Regions from separate parts of the Homo sapiens genome. Here region 1 is linked to region 2. The links are chromatin contacts, found by Hi-C or POLR2A ChIA-PET in ENCODE. All regions are on one chromosome and are shown on one strand. Each heading gives the region's core, a stretch centred on a gene start or an enhancer-like site at or near the end of the contact. The rest is flanking DNA. Distances are from core to core; before and after follow the strand shown.

Region 1 (5,137 bases), core at 639-3,138, 43 kb before region 2:
AAGGAGGCAGGGTGCGGTGGATTATACCTGTAATCCCAGCACTTTGGGAGACTGAGGCGGGCGGATCACCTGAGGTAAAGTGCAGTTTGAGACCAGCCTGGTCAACATGGTGAAATCCATGTCTACTGAAAATACAAAAATTAACTGGGCATGGTGGCATGCGCCTGTAATCCCAGCTACTTGGGAGGCTGAGGCAGGAGAATCCCTTAAACTCGGGAGGCGGAGGTTGCAGTGAGCAGAGATCATGCCACTGCACTCCAGGCTGGGTGACAGAGACTCTGCCTCAAAAAAAAAAAAAAGGAAGGAAGGAGGCCGGGTGTGGTGGCTCACACCTGTAATCCCAGCACTTTGGGAGGCTGAGGTGGGCGGATCACTTGAGATCAGGACTTTGAGATGAGAGTGGCCAACATGGTGAAACCCTCTCTCTACTAAAAATACAAAAATTAGCTGGGTGTGGTGGCGCTCACCTGTAGTCCCAGTTTCTTGGGGGGCTGAGGCAGGAGAATTGCTTGAGCCCGGGAGGTGGAGGTGGCAATAAGCTGAGATTGCTCCACTGCACTCCAACCTGGGTGACACAACGAGACTCGGTCTCAAAAAATAAAAATAAATAAATAAATAAATCAAAAGAAGGAAGGGACAAAAAGGAAGACACCATTTAATAGACATGCATTTGCCATGCATGCAATGTGCTGGGACCTTTTCACATGTTGTCTTAGTGCATCCTTAGGACAAGCCTGTCTGGTACGTATCATTATCATTCCTATTTTTCCAGGTACTGAAAGTTGATTCTCAGAGAGGTTAAGTCACACAAATTAGAAATCACTATTCAATAAACATCTTTGGGAATAGAAGATTATTTGTAGGGAGAAGAATTAGCTTGGATCTATTTCTAACACCATGAAATGCAATCCGGCTGGGCGCTGTGGCTCATGCCTGTAATCCCAGAACTTTGGGAGGCTGAGGTGGGTGGATCACCTGAGGTCAGGAATTTGAGACCAGCCTGGCCAACATAGTGAAGCCCCGTCTCTACTAAAAATACAAAAAACTAGCCAGGCAGGCATGGTGGCAGGTGCCTGTAGAGGCAGGAGAATCGCTTGAACCCGGGAGGCAGAGGTTGCAGTGAGCTGAGATCGCACCACTGCTTGGGCAGCAAGAGTGAAACTCTGTCTCAAAAAAGAAAAGAAAAGAAATGCAATACATTTCATATTGGAAAGAGTGTTAAACATTTTTTTAAAAGTCTGTAAAACAATGAAAAGAAGCAACAAAACTATATAGGTGTGGAGGTCAAAGTGGGTGGATCACTTGAGGTCAGGAGTTTGAGACCAGCCTGGCCAACATGGCGAAACCCTGTCTCTACTAAAAATACAAAAATTAGCGGGGCTTGGTGGCACATGCCCATAATCCCAGCTACTTGGGAGGCTGAGGCAGGAGAATCATTTGAACCCGGGAGGTGGAGGTTGCAGTGAGCCGAGATCACGGCACTACACTCCAGCCTGGGTGACAGAGCAAGACTCCATTTCAAAAAAAAAAAAAAGTAGATAGGTGAGGAGGGGAGAGAAAACTTCTAAGTACTTCAGGTATAGAAACACTTTAAATTTGCATAATAAAATGTTATAAAACAAATGGAGGGAATGTATGCATGGGGTTTTAGAAAGAAACTAGACGACTCCTGGAAAACCTTTTAATGCTAGGAATCTGTGATTCTCTGACTGCGCAGAAGCACTCAGAGACCCACAAAGATTTTTATTATAGCAAATATCTCCTCAACTGGTTCTTGGACCAGTTTAATTTCCTGATCCCAGATCTGTCCCTACTCCCCGCTGTGGCAAGGGGAGAGAGGATCATTCTGAGTCACGAAATGCAGCCCTGTCCAGGGTGGGGAAGGGACAGCTGCTTAATTTGCAGCACATGTTGCTGAGAAAAGTGGTAAAGCAGAGTTCCCCTTCCACTGAAAGCTGCACAAGGAGGCTTCCGCCAGCTGAATGCAGTGACCTGAGCTGGAATTCTGCCAGGACAGTGGGATTAACTTCCCAAGTGCTGGCCAAAAAGGGCCCCGGGATTTTTATTTTTATTCATTTTCCATTACAACTGCACAGCAACGCAAACAAGCCCCACAACAATGTGAGCCACCAAGAGTCATTTTCCTTTGCTGGGTGCCATGTCAATACCACACATCTTGCTGACCTCATTTTACCGAAGTTTTAAGATGGGGAGCTTGATTACTTACTTCCCTGCTGACGATAATGGGAGAAAGGCATTGTGATTGCCCAATTAAAGCTGTATGCTTTAAAGGCGAAATAAAGCAACACATGCACACGGAGTCCACTGTACCCAGGGATAATAATTTAATGGGAAGTCAGTGGAAATCCAAGAAAATATAGGTCTAGCTCCCCAAGTCCCCTAAGATCAGGGGCCCAGAGGCACAGGGATTGGAGGAGATCTGACCACAGGCAATTAAATGTCAATTAAAAAGGGGGTCCAGTGGGGAGGGAAGGTAAAGGGCTTAGTGCATTAGAACCAGGCTCCAGGCTAATGAGACTCCTCAGAGAGGGCTTTGCACATGTTAGACAGGGGGTGTGTTTTAACTTGTGATTTGCCCTGTTTTTCCAGTCACATGATTCAATATTATCACAGTCTTCAAAACATCACCTTTTGGAAAACGTGGAGAGACAAATTCAGAGAATTGCAGGCACCAGGTAATACTGTATGCTCTTAGGCAAGCTACTTAATCTGTGTCCCTATTTCCTCAATTATAAAGAGTGGATAATTGAATCTACCTCATGTAGTTTTCGTGTGAGTTACATGAGAGACTGTGCATGTGATGTGCCTTGCACGTGGCTGGCAGCACTAGTAGAGAGACATTGCAGGCACCTTCATCTTAGGCTGATCTTAAGGCCCAGCCCTCCTAAAACGTAAACCATTTGATTTAATCTTGTAACAACAAACATATCCATTAACGTTATGGAAGATACAGAGACATTATTGAAGGTATAGAGGCTTCAAATTCCCGCCACCCCCGTTTTTAAAACTAAGACACATTTCAGGCACAGAAAAAAGTACAATAATAATATAATAAACACTCATCTATGCACCATTTAGAAATAAAACATTATTGTTAGAACTGAAGTTCCTTGTATGTTCCTTGAAACTCATTCTCGACCTTTCTTTCCCAGTGGTAACCTCTATCCTGAACTTGGGGTTTATCATTCTCATGCATATTCTTGTATTTTTACTATAGATAAGTATATCCACAAACAACAATGGGCTAGGCGTGGTGACTCACACCTGTAATCCCAGCACTTTGGGAGGCCGAGGTGGGTGGATCACACGAGGTCAGCAGTTCGAGACCAGCCTGGCCAACATGGTGAGACCCCATCTCTACCAAAAAAAATCAAAAATTAGCTAAGTGTGGTGGCGCTTGCATGTAATCTCAGCTAGTCGGAAGACTGAGGCAGAATTGCTTGAATCTGGGAGGTGGAGGTTGCAGTGAGCCGAGATAGTGCCACTGCACTCCAGCCTGGGCGACAGAGCGAGAGTCTGTCTCAAAACAAACAAAAACAAAACAAAACAATGCAAACTGTATTATCTGGTATTTTTCATAGTTTACACAAAACTTACAAATTTTGTACATATCCGGCATTTTGTTTTGTTTTACTCACTATTATGTTTTTTAAAATTTTTATTTATTTATTTATTTATTTATTTATTTATTTATTTATCTTTTTGAGACAGAGTCTTCTCTATCACCCATGAGCAATCTCTGTTCACTGCAACCTCTGCCCCTCAGGCTCAAGCAATCGCCTCAGCCTCCCGAGTAGCTGGGATTACAGGCATGCCCCACCACATCCGGCTAATTTTTGCATTTTTTTGTAGAGATGGGGCTTCTCCATGTTGCTCAGGCTGGTCTCGAACTCCTGAGCTCAAGTGATCTGCCTTCTTCGACCTCCCAGATTACTGGGATTACAGGCGTGAGCCACTGCGCCTGGCCTGGGGTTTTTTTTTTTTTTGTAGGTTTATTCATATAAAGCTAAAAATACAAGTGTAGATACATGTAACTCTAGTGACTTCCATTTTCTTGCTTTATAGTTACATATATATTTAAAATAAACAAGTAAAAGGACAGAGAAAAAGCTGAAATTCTCATTGTTTCCTTCCCTCTGCAGTCTGTCTTTTAACTAGTTTACAATGTTTCCCAGAGAAAATCAAAGATGAAATTTCACTTTATCTTTCTTCTCCAAAAGACTCAGCTTTGTTTTTTTTCCCCGTTTCCAAAATGGATAAAGCTTCTTTTATGGCTGTTAAATTTTATGCTACAGGTACCTGTAAATTGCCTGTCTGCTCTGCACTGTGGAGAATTTATCTTTACATGATAATCAGGTCCCAGGCTCTCTTTCCTACCATGAAGGCTGTTCCCATGTTGAAGACAGTGAAGGCTGGCATTGCCATGGGGTCTGGCACTGCAGGGATACTGGCTGATGACCATTTCTCAATTGTCAGTTTTTTTGGTTTTGTTTTGAAACAGGGTCTTGCTCTGTCACCCAGTCTGGAGTGCAGTGGCGTGATCATGGCTCACTGCAGCCTCGAACTCCGGGGCTCAAGCAATTGTTTCACCTCAGCCTCCTGAGTAGCTGGGACCACAGATGCACAGCACCATGCCCAGCTAAATTTTTAAAATATTTTGTAGAATGGCAGCGTTGTGGGGAGGGGGTCTCTCTATATTGCCCAGGCTGGTCTTGAACTCTTGCGCTCAAGTGATCCTCCCATCTTGGCCTCTCAAGGTGCTGGAATTACAGATTTGAGTCATCATGCCTGGCCTCAACTGCCAGACTTTTTTTTTTTTTTTGAGATGGAGTCTCACTGTGTCACCCAGGCTGGAGTGCAGTGGCGCGATCTCGGCTCACTGAAACCTCCACCTCCCGCGTTCAAGCGAGTCTCCTGCCTCAGCCTCCCAAGTAGCTGGGATTACAGGCGTGCAACACCACACCTGGCTAATTTTTGTGTTTTTAGTAGGGACGAGGTTTCATGTTGGCCAGGCTGGTCTTGAACTCCTGACCTCAGGTGATCTGCCCGCCTCGCCTTCCCAAAGCACTGAGATTACAGGCATGAGCCACAGCACCTGGCCAATTGTCAGACTTTT
Region 2 (5,029 bases), core at 2,263-4,762:
AAACCTTCAGCTTCAATCTCTCACTCCCTTTCCAGCTTCATCTTCTCTGTTCCCTCCGGCTGGGTCTGGCTCATACCTCAGGGCATTCCCTTTTGGGGCTTCCTTTTCTCCACGGAGCTCTTGCTCCCTCTTGGAGCCAATTTCTACTCAAGCTTCCATAAGAGGTTTAACTTGAATGTTTTCTCCTCTAGGCTGACCAGATTGCTCCAGCCTGTATTTTCTCCCACTTTGAGTTCTGTGGGGATTATTAACTCTACTATCTATGTGGTTTTTATCCCATTCCAGGAAGCTGAACTAAAATTTTTAGAGACTCTAACTTCCAAAAAATTATAGTTCCCCTCCCCACTACATGCAATGAGAAGAAACAAAGACTAAACCATAATACGAATATAAGGAAGTCTAACAGAGTTCTGCTCTTTCTCTCTTTCTTTCCCTCTTCCTTCCTTCCTTCCCTCCTTCCTTTTTTTCTCTCTCTCTTTCTCTTTTCCTTTTTTTTTTTTTTTTTGAGACAGAGTCTCACTCCATCACCCAAGCTGAAGTGTAGTGGTGCGATCTCGGCTCACTGCAACCTCTGCCTTCTGGGTTCAAGCGATTCTCGTGTCTCAGCCTCCCGAGTAGCTAGAATTACAGGCGCGCGTCACTACTCTGGGTAATTTTTATATTTTTAGTAGAGACAGGGGTTTTGCCATGTTGGCCAGTTTGGTCTCAAACCCCTGACCTCAAGTGATCTGCCCGGCCTTGGTCTCCCAAAGTGCTGAGATTGCAGGTGTAAGCCACCGTGCCCAGCTTTTTCTAATGGAAACTTCTTTGATTTTTGAAATATCATATACTTTCAGAAAATCTGTAGTGCATGTTTGCCTACTGGCTAATCCAGCACTGATTTGTTGGTTACATCGCTTATCTTGATAACTGGACTTTAAGCTGCTTAAAAGTGACAGCCATGCTTTTCTTGCTCAATATACTTGCTATAGAGCTGGATAAGGGAGTGGTGGGTGATGAATACTTGCTGGTTTCACTCCTGCTGTTCTGCCATGTTCTCCCATTCATCTGTCCACATCTTACCCATCCTTCCAGGCCCAGATCAGTTCCTACCTCTTTGATAAAGCCTCCTTGACTCTACTCTTCTTTGACCTTCTGCTCTTCCCTATAGCTCCAATTTGATTGAATTTCTATTGCTCCACAAAATTTAGTACTTGGTTATTACTTCTTGATGTGTTTACTGTTGTTTAATATATAGTCGTGTTAACAACAGGGGCCACACTTATATTTTTACTGCACCTTTTCATTCAGTCTGAGTGTCCAGCACATTACAGAACTCAAGAGCTTGATACATAATATGAATTCTTTCCCCATCTCCCATGCACCTGTGTAACTTACCGAGCCCTACTAGACTTCTTGTCCTTTCCTTCACATGCTGTATCCTTAAATGCCTTTATGTCTTCACTTTTCCCATGCCTATCAACATCTTAACTCATCCTTACAAATCAGCTCAAGTTCCATCTCCTCTGTTAATCTTTCCACAATCCCCCATCAGTACTAATTGCTGCTTCCTCTGAGCTCCCTGTTCTTTGTACACACAGCACTTATTTTGCTGCATAATATTTGAGTCTTCTAAACTGTGAGGTCTTTGAGAGCAAAAACTAGGTCATGTTCAATTTCTATTTTAGCACTTAGCACAGTGTCAGGCACACAAGATAACAAATATTCGCATCAAAATAAATGAGTGGACTTTTAATTTCATTCTCCTATTAATCAAGTATTATCTTGTTAATTTCTTTGGTTAAGAAAGAAATTGCCTGTTGGTATTTTCACAGAAAAAGACAAGAAATATCTATAAAACTGTTCAACAGATTCTGGATTTAACCGAATTTGATAAATTTTGTGGTTTTGCTTAATTACCTTATTGTATTTTAATCTTTTTTAATTTTTTTAATTTTTATTTTTTGAGACAGAATCTCGCTCTGTCACCCAGACTGGAGTGCAGTGGCACAATCTTGGTTCACTGCAACCTCTGCCTCCAGGGTTCAAGCGGTTCTCCTGCCTCAGCCTCCCAAGTAGCTGGGACTACAGGCGTGCACCACCACACTCGGCTAATTTTTTGTATTTTTAGTAGAGACAGGGTTTCACCATGTTGGCCAGGCTGGCCTCAAATTCCTGGGCTCAAGTGATTCTCTTGCCGTAGCCTCCCGAAGTGCTAGGATAAGGCATGAGCACCACACCCAGCTGTATTTCTTTCTTTCTTTTTTTTTTTTTCTCCAGACGGAGTCTAGCTCTGTCGCCCAAGCTGGAGTGCAGTGGTGTGACCTCGACTCACTGCAACCCAGGCGGAGGCCTCCTGGGTTCAAGATTCTCCTGCCTTAGCCTCCCAAGTAGCTGGGATTATAGGCACCTGCCACCACGCCCAGCTAATTTTTGTGTTTTTAGTAGAGATGGGGTTTCACTGGGTTGGTCAGGCTGGTCTGGAACTTCTGACCTCATGATCCGCCCACCTCAGCCTCCCAAAGTGCTGAGATTACAAGCGTGAGCCACCGTGCCTGGCCACCCAGCTGTATTTCAATCTTTAAGTTTCATTCCAGCATTGTTCATAAAGTGAAAAACTGGAGTTGATCTAAATGTCCAGCAATTGGAGACATGCATGATTTTAACACACAGATAGATTTAAATGATAACCCTATAAAGTTTCAGTTTGCTCTGTATTTAAAACTACTACTCATTTCTTTCATTCATTTACTGAACATTTATTTTCAGTATAATTCCCTCATCTGGTTGGTTGAGGTTACTTTTAACCATTTAGTAAAGTTTATTCTTTAGGTATAGTAAGCAAACACATTTTTTAAAAAAAGGTACTATAATTTTATAATAAGCACTAAAAATTATTTCATACCATAACTCATAAACAGACATCAATCTGTTTGCTTATATACAATAGGTATATACATGGGTCACACTGCAATATAAGTACTTAAGAGCACAGGTTTTGGATCCTGGCTCTGCCACAATCATTAGTTGTATAATATTGTGAAAGTCTCTCTGTGCTTCAGTTCCCTTATCTATAAAATGCGGATAATTGCAGCTGCCTCATAAGGTTATTGTGAGAGTTATGTTAGTTCTACACATATAAAGCATTTAGGACAGTGCCTGGTACAAATGGAGTGCTCAGTACCAGGTTATTTGCTTGAATCACTCATGATCATGGTCGTGATTAGAGCTTCAGGGAATAAAATTTGTTAAATCTTGCTTTGCATAACTGAAGTTCATAAAAAGTCCTTTGTAAGTCTGCTTCAGTTTCAGAACCAATAACTTAATTAGGTTGTGCTCTAACAATGAAACAGGCTCCCTCATGAGGAGTGAGCCGCATTGCGGGTACACTACTATGGCTGGAAAGTGATTCGCTACATGCGCTACAGAACTGATTTCCACACTGGAGAGAGGTTGGAAGAGATCCCTCAAAGCTCCTGATCTAATAAATGATTATATGAATCATTCTGAGGTTCCTTTCAAGCTCCAAAATTCTATGACTGTTTACCAGGATATCGCATGCAGCATTAAGCAGCCAAGCCAGGAACCTGCTGTTACACTCTGAACTGAGGTGTAAACACATACTTTCACCGAAAAACAAAAATCTTTAATTTCTTCCTGTGCTCGGAATAGTGAATTTCCATAGCAGTAAACCAAGTTTGGTGACTCAAGCCTCTCAGCAATTCTGGAAAGGAAATTGTGAAAATATCGATGTTTGCCAAGAAAGTACTTCCAGTTTGCCAAAAGAGGGAGCATAGGAGCAGAAAGCATATGTTTGTCCAAGTCTCTTAAAAATACTTATTTGGGATCTGTGTTTTATTTTTTGATTTCTTTTGCAAGGATGGGGTGGGGCTAAACAATATTTACAGTCAACTTCTCTTTTTAAGATTATCTTAAGACAGTAGGGTCAAAGATAAAAAATACATAGATAACTTTTAATGATCCCTCTCCATCCCCCGAGACAAAACACTCATCCCAGGCCTGGCTGCCATACGCCAAGCAGCTCTAATTTAAACTGCTCTCATTAAAAGGAAGAGGAAGAGGAGCTAAGCCAGTATGAGTGGAGGAATAATTTACATATTTAATAAAGATACAGCTTTATTTCTCTCCTGGCTGCCATGAATTGTCTAAAAAAGAAAGATCTGTTGCATATGTAATCTACTCCTCACCTGTAGGTGAGTAACAATCAGTAACAATGACGTTACTGATAAAACCAAGTTTAAAGAAAGTTAATCATCAGGATGCTATCTTACCCGTTCCCTGGGGCTAAAGACTCCTTCATGCCAGACAAGATGAATGATGTAAGCACCTAGAATCCTTTGTAGAAACAAGTCATTTACTCACACTCATTAGTCACTAATATAGGGTAGAATGCCTGCATAAGACAAGGCTTCTATAAGACACACACCTGCATACAAAGTCATTTTTCTTTTTCTTTTTTCTTTTTTTTTTTTGAGATGGAGTTTCGCTCTTGTTGCCCAGGCTGGAGTGCAATGGAGCAATCTGGCTCGCTGCAACCTCCACCTCCCAGGTTCAAGTGATTCTCCTGCCTCAGCCTCCCGAGTAGCTGGGATTACAGGCATACACCACCACGCCTGGCTAATTTTGTATTTTTAGCAGAGATGGGATTTCTCCTTGTTGGTCAGGCTGGTCACGAACTCTTGACCTCAGGCGATCTGCCTGCCTTGGCCTCCCAAAGTGCTGAGATTACAAGCGTGAGCCACTGTGCCCAGCTACAAAGTCATTTTTCAATGCAAACTTTGACTTTGCCTTTGTAGAGACAGCTTTGACAAGTTATCAGTTTGCCATTTTTCATATTCAACTCAGAAGAATTCTGCAAATTTGTATATTTTTAGTTTCAGCAATATATTTAGTCTTTTATTTTACTCAAATTATAAAAAGTGCTCTGTATTGTGTTACCTTAAAAAGTTAAGAAACATACTTGGGGCCGGGCGCGGTGGCTTATGCCTGTAATCTCAGCACTTTGGGAGGCCGAGGCGGGTGAATCACC

The links. A loop is a pair of places that touch in the nucleus more often than their neighbours do. ChIA-PET counts read pairs that join two places held with the same protein, here RNA polymerase II (POLR2A). Pooled maps may share reads with other maps.
Region 1: a map of PC-9 shows a loop between it and region 2 (5-fold over the local background). The contact joins two enhancer-like sites. A Hi-C loop is called at or near these places in 10 of 168 maps with a recorded cell type or tissue (MCF 10A, PC-9, adrenal gland and 6 more), 2 of 37 single-sample maps with no recorded cell type and 9 of 50 pooled maps. POLR2A ChIA-PET finds 5 or more read pairs at or near these places in 11 of 52 experiments (A549, AG04449, AG04450 and 8 more).

What each region holds. Positions count from the first base shown.
Region 1 is chr12:110,264,207-110,269,343 of GRCh38, reverse strand. No RefSeq gene overlaps it. Among named protein-coding and RNA genes, the nearest start is that of ATP2A2, 14 kb to the left of the region's middle. RefSeq lists an enhancer at 1-244. Within about 2 kb of position 1,888, at least 13 of the 41 ENCODE cell types and tissues checked have a DNase peak (open chromatin) inside an H3K27ac peak, as active enhancers do; they include adrenal gland, where a contact is called at or near this core.
Region 2 is chr12:110,223,199-110,228,227 of GRCh38, reverse strand. No RefSeq gene overlaps it. Among named protein-coding and RNA genes, the nearest start is that of ATP2A2, 56 kb to the left of the region's middle. RefSeq lists an enhancer at 3,982-4,482. Within about 2 kb of position 3,512, at least 14 of the 41 ENCODE cell types and tissues checked have a DNase peak (open chromatin) inside an H3K27ac peak, as active enhancers do; they include adrenal gland, where a contact is called at or near this core.